2 separate regions of the Homo sapiens genome follow, and region 2 is linked to region 1. The links are chromatin loops, found by intact Hi-C in ENCODE. Cell type or tissue: endothelial cell of umbilical vein. All regions are shown on one strand.

What was found. Hi-C counts contacts between places; a loop is a spot of excess contacts. Peaks named below come from ENCODE experiments on the same cell type or tissue, not always from the same donor. Only the 100,000 strongest peaks of a DNase experiment are listed, where the experiment ranks them.
Region 2: a loop joins it to region 1, with 7 times the contacts of the local background. A loop is called at or near these places in 6 of 110 quality-filtered maps.

The regions. Positions count from the first base shown.
Region 1 is chr3:99,171,869-99,174,368 of GRCh38, reverse strand. No RefSeq gene overlaps it. Among named protein-coding and RNA genes, the nearest start is that of LINC00973, 260 kb to the right of the region's middle. In endothelial cell of umbilical vein, a CTCF peak has its summit at 1,134 (motif pointing right); a DNase peak (open chromatin) is centred at 1,148.
Region 2 is chr3:99,531,256-99,533,755 of GRCh38, reverse strand. The region is part of intron 1 of LOC105374007 (a long non-coding RNA gene); the gene reads left to right. All of the region lies in intron 1 of LOC105374005 (a long non-coding RNA gene), which reads left to right. Among named protein-coding and RNA genes, the nearest start is that of COL8A1, 110 kb to the left of the region's middle. In endothelial cell of umbilical vein, a CTCF peak has its summit at 1,286 (motif pointing right); a DNase peak (open chromatin) is centred at 1,285; H3K27ac peaks cover 219 bases.

The DNA of each region.
Region 1 (2,500 bases):
AACATTCTCTTTTCTCCAAAACCTCACCAGCACCTGTTATTTTTTTAGTTTTTAATCATAGTCATTCTGACTGGTGTGAGATGGTATCTCACTGTAGTTTTGATTTGCATTTCTCTAATGATTTGTGATTGAATTTTTTTTTTCTTTTAGAATGTTTAATGTAGGCCCCCAATCTCTTCTGGCTTATAGGGTTTCTGTTGAAAGTACTGCTGTTACCCTGATGGGGTTCCCTTTGCAGGTGACCTACCTCTTTTCTCAAGCTGACTTTACCATTTTTTTCTTTCATTTTGACCTTGATGAATCAGATAATTATGTATCTTGGGGATAGTATTTTTGTGTAATATCTCACAGAAGTTCTCTGCACTTCCTCAATTTGAATGTTGTTCTCTTCGGGAAAGTTTGAGAAGTTTTCATAGATGATATCCTGAAATATTTTCTCCAAGTAGCTTGCTTTTTCCCTGTTTCTTTCAGGGACACCAACAAGTCATACATTTGGCCTCTTTACATATTCCCATATTTCTTGTGGGTTTTATTCGTTCTTTTTTATTTCTCTCTGACTGATTTATTTCAGACAGCCAGTCTCTGAGCTCTGAGATTCTTTCCTCAGCTTGGTCTATTCTGCTGTTAATACTTGCTATTGCATTATGCAATTTTTGTAGTGTGTTTTCCAGCTCTATTAGATCAGTTTGGTTGTTTTTTATAATGGCTATTTCATTTATCAGCTCTTGTATCATTTTATTGTAATTCTCAGCTTCCTTGGAATGGGTTTCAACATTCTTCTGAATCTTAATGATCTTCATTCTTATCCATATTCTGAATTATATATCTGTCATTTCAGCCATTTCAGCCTGGTTAAGAACCCTTGCTGGGGAAGTAACATGAAATTTTGGAGGAAAGAAGGTGCTCTGGCTTTTTGAGTTGCCAGAATTCTTGCACTGGTTCTTTCTCATCTGTGTGGGCTAGTATTCCTTTAATTGCAGTGTAAATGAGTAGTCAGTAGACTTTTTCTGGATGTTTTCAGCGGGCCAAGGCTTTGTGCAGGGTCTTTATTTGTAGCTGAATTCATGTCCTTAGTTTCACAGGGGAGTGTATCAGCCAAGTTATTTCTTGTGTTGCTGTTTTGGGCTGTGATCCACTAGGTGGCGCTTAAGTGTAATGGCCAGTAGGTAGGCTCTTTTTTCCCAGTCAGAAGGCTTCTTTGTATTTCCTCATGATTGTAGCTGTGCTCCCTCTCAGTGATCTGAAGGTATGGGCTCCTCTCCTATCCTAAGATCTCAGCTTGGCACTCCCAGGCTGCACACTGAAGCTCTGGGACAATCTCAGGCCTTATGTTTCGTCCTCAGCTTGGAGGCAGCAGGGGAAGGGATCTTAGCATTGGTTGTGGTAGTGGGTTTTCCACCTATCTCTTGGGGCTGACCCTAGAGAGATGCAGAGCCACTATCAATCAGTGTGATTTGCACAGGATAGGTTGGCTGAGCTGTGAGCCTAAGCCAGGGAGGCCCTGCGTGGTGAGAAACAGCAGAGTGTGGGAGCTGGGGAAGAAAGACTGGCGTCTCCTCCTTAGGGCAACTGCAGCTTGCTGGAGGTGTGGTTAAAGCACTGAGGGTCTTTGCTCCTCCCTGATCTGAGGGCAGCAAATGCAGTACTACTGCAATGGCAGTGGCAGGGAGTTTTCTATTGCCTCTGGAAGCTTGACCTCAGAGAAACATAAAGCCACTGCTACTGGGAATGTTCAGCCATGGGTTTGGGGTGGCTGCTCTGCTGGCCCTAGATGGTGGCTCTGTTTGTTGAAGAATGGGGACTCAAGGGTTCACAGCGATGAGGAACTGTGCTCCTCTCTCTATGGTGACTGTGGTATGATGGCAGCTTAGGTGACGACCTTAGGCTCTTTGTTTCTTCCCCAGATCAAAGACATTAGGGGCAGAACCATTGCTGTGGCAGTGGCAGGAGAGCCCAGTTGCCTCTGGGAGCCCCTCTCCAGGGAAACACAGAGCCACTACCAGTGGGCATGCTCTTCCCTTCCTGGTGAATAGTTGGGAGTAGGGGCTCACAGTTAAAAGTCACTGGACTCCTGTCTATATGACTGCTGTGGTATGCTGCAGGTGAGAGACTAGGCCCTTTGTTCCTTCCTCTGCCAAGGGCAGTTAGGATGGTACCACTGTAGGTGCAATGGCAGAGAGGTTATGAGTTGTCTCTGGGATTTCCTCCTCAGAGAAATGCGGAACTGCTTCTGACTGCAGTATTCAAGTGAGGGCAGGGTAGTGGTGCTGGAGTCCCAGGTTGGGAAGTCCTGCCCAGTGAGGAAAAGCAGTGACAGGCACCTGTGTGGAGAACAGTCTGGCCACTTTTCCACGGTATGGCTGTGCTATGCTGGGGAACCACACCACTCCCTAATCACAATGCACTCTCCACAGCCTGAAGGCTATAGCAGTGGGGACTGTGAGACAGCAAAAATGGCAGCTGGCCTCTCACTCTGGGAGTTCTGTCCATTGCGGAGCTG
Region 2 (2,500 bases), 360 kb before region 1:
TCAGCCTCCCAAGTAACTGGGACTACAGGTGCATGCCACCATACTTGACTAATTTTTTTATTTTTTATATTTTGTGCACACAAGGCTTCACCATGTTATCCAGGCTGGTCTTGAACTCCTGAGCTCAAGCTATCTGTCCGCCTCAGCCTCCCAAAGTGCTAAGATTATAAGCGTGAGCCACCATGCCCGGCCTGCTCTTTCTTTTCTCTTGAAAATGTGATAGTCAGAGCTGGGACAAGTAGAATTGTTGAATTTGTAAGAGCAGGATAGATTAAGATGACACTTTCATTTTAATGAGGAAACTGAGGGCCACAGAGATTAGGGCCTTGTCCAAGGTTACACAATTAAGCAATCTCAAAAACCTGAAAAATTTCAGAGGCAAGTGAATAGGCCTGGCTAAAACAGAGGGGATCAGGTTTTATTTAGTTTTGGGAGAATAAAAACATTGGTACGTGCAATTGCCTTGGGGGTAAAGATACACATATTGGTTACATCTGCATGTCCTTCCAAACATTCACAAACATATGGGAATGAATTATAAGTAACAATGAATGTGAGATAGCTCCATGTTTTAGTGACTTACTTTCAAATCCCATATCCCACTTATGTTCTTCTTTTAGCTGTATTGCCCCTGGCCCAACACACGCTAACTGGATTGTTTCAAATACCAGACATGTAAAGACACTAGCCAAATAATTTTATCAGTACTCCTTTACTTTTGTGATATATTCTCTATAATAAAAAAACCTTGAAATGGCCTATTTATGCATCAAATGGAGACTTTTAAAAATAAATTATGACAAGGTTTCCAACATACATACCTAAGTGGAAAAAAACCAGATAGAATAATAGGTATTTTGTGCTTGTGGACATTTAAAAATATTCATGCGTGTATATGGGAAATTTCCAGAAGAATACACAAAATAAGTAACAGTGGCTATGCTGTGTAGAGGGATTGGGGGTATGAAGTGAGAGATAAACTTGTTTTTTATTGTATAGAATTTGTATACAATATATGTGGGTTTTTCCCCTCATATTTTAAAATAATTAAATAAACACATGCGTTGCCCATAACACAATTCCTATCAAGGACCTTTAGGTGAAGTATGGGAAATAGATCTAATTTTCTCTCTCTTTTCTTCTTTTTCTTTTGCTTGCTGTGCCAATGGTCTTTTTTCTGTTTGCTTTCAATTCCATCTCCCTCCCTTTCCCTGTAGGTTACAAGAGAACACCATGTGAACTGCATTCCCAGGCTCCCTTGCCGGGTGACTTTCATCTAAAGTTAGCCAGTAGGGGGCACTGGGAAGATGCTGGAAGGAAGGAGCACGGAAGAAGGGAGGCTACTTCTACCCAGCCCTCTGCTCCTGGTGGAAGCTCTGGTCCAGTCTCCTCTGTGCTTTAACTCCCTCTTTAGTCCCAGCTTTCAAGAGGCAGTACTGTCAGAGTTCCAGCATTTTTGGTGGGCCCAGTGCTTAGACCCTAGGAATATCATCCTCTCCTTTTGTCCTTCCAGCTTAGGGATATTAGCAACTTTCCACTGTTAATAATTTTTTGATGGCACCTTCCTTCATTTACTCTTTCAGCTATTCTAATACCTTTATAATTAGTTCCCACATTAAATTATCTTATTTAATTATTATATGTCAGGACTCTGTATTGCTAGCTGGGCCCTGACCGATAGAGTCACTATTGAAAGTGAGATATTTCTAGCTCCTATATTTTAAAAGTTATTATTTGTGTATAGGATAACAATTAATTTTATGTATGATTTTTATTATTTATAATCTTATGTATTCCCTTATTTTCTTTTTGAAGTTATTTCTAAAGGTTTAACCTGATGGCCTTGGCTGGAAATTAAAACCAAGATCCCTCAAGCCTTCAACCTCCTAATATGGCTGTTTCAGTTTGATTTCCTGTTTGACTTGAATTGTTTGAGAATGTTTCAGTTCTTGGTTTGTTGGCCTTAATTGTTATTGCAAATTTCTTATGTCTGGCATCATAATTAAAAACTATTATCTATGTGTGGCTCTTACGGAAAATCTTAATACATTTGCTAGTGTGAAATAGTATAGGTGACATTCTTTAATTATAATACAAAATTTATGGAAATTTTCTTTATGGGCTATTACCTGCCAACTTTAACACATTTTCCATTTGTCTTTAAAAGTTGCTTCATTTGATTTTATATATGTGTGTATGTATATAACATCCATATTATTATGTTACTTATTTTTTTCTGTATTGGTACTTATTTTATTTTATTATTTTTTTTGAGACTGAGTTTCGCTCTTGTTGCCCAGGCTGGAGTGCAGTGGCATGATCTCAGCTCACCGCAACCTCCACCTCCCAGGTTCAAGCAATTCTCCTGCCTCAGCCTCCCGAGTAGCTGGGATTACAGGCATGCACCACCATGCCCGGCTAATTTTGTATTTTTAGTAGAGACAGGGTTTCTCCATGTTGAGGCTGGTCTTGAACTCCTGACCTCAGGTGACCCACCCGC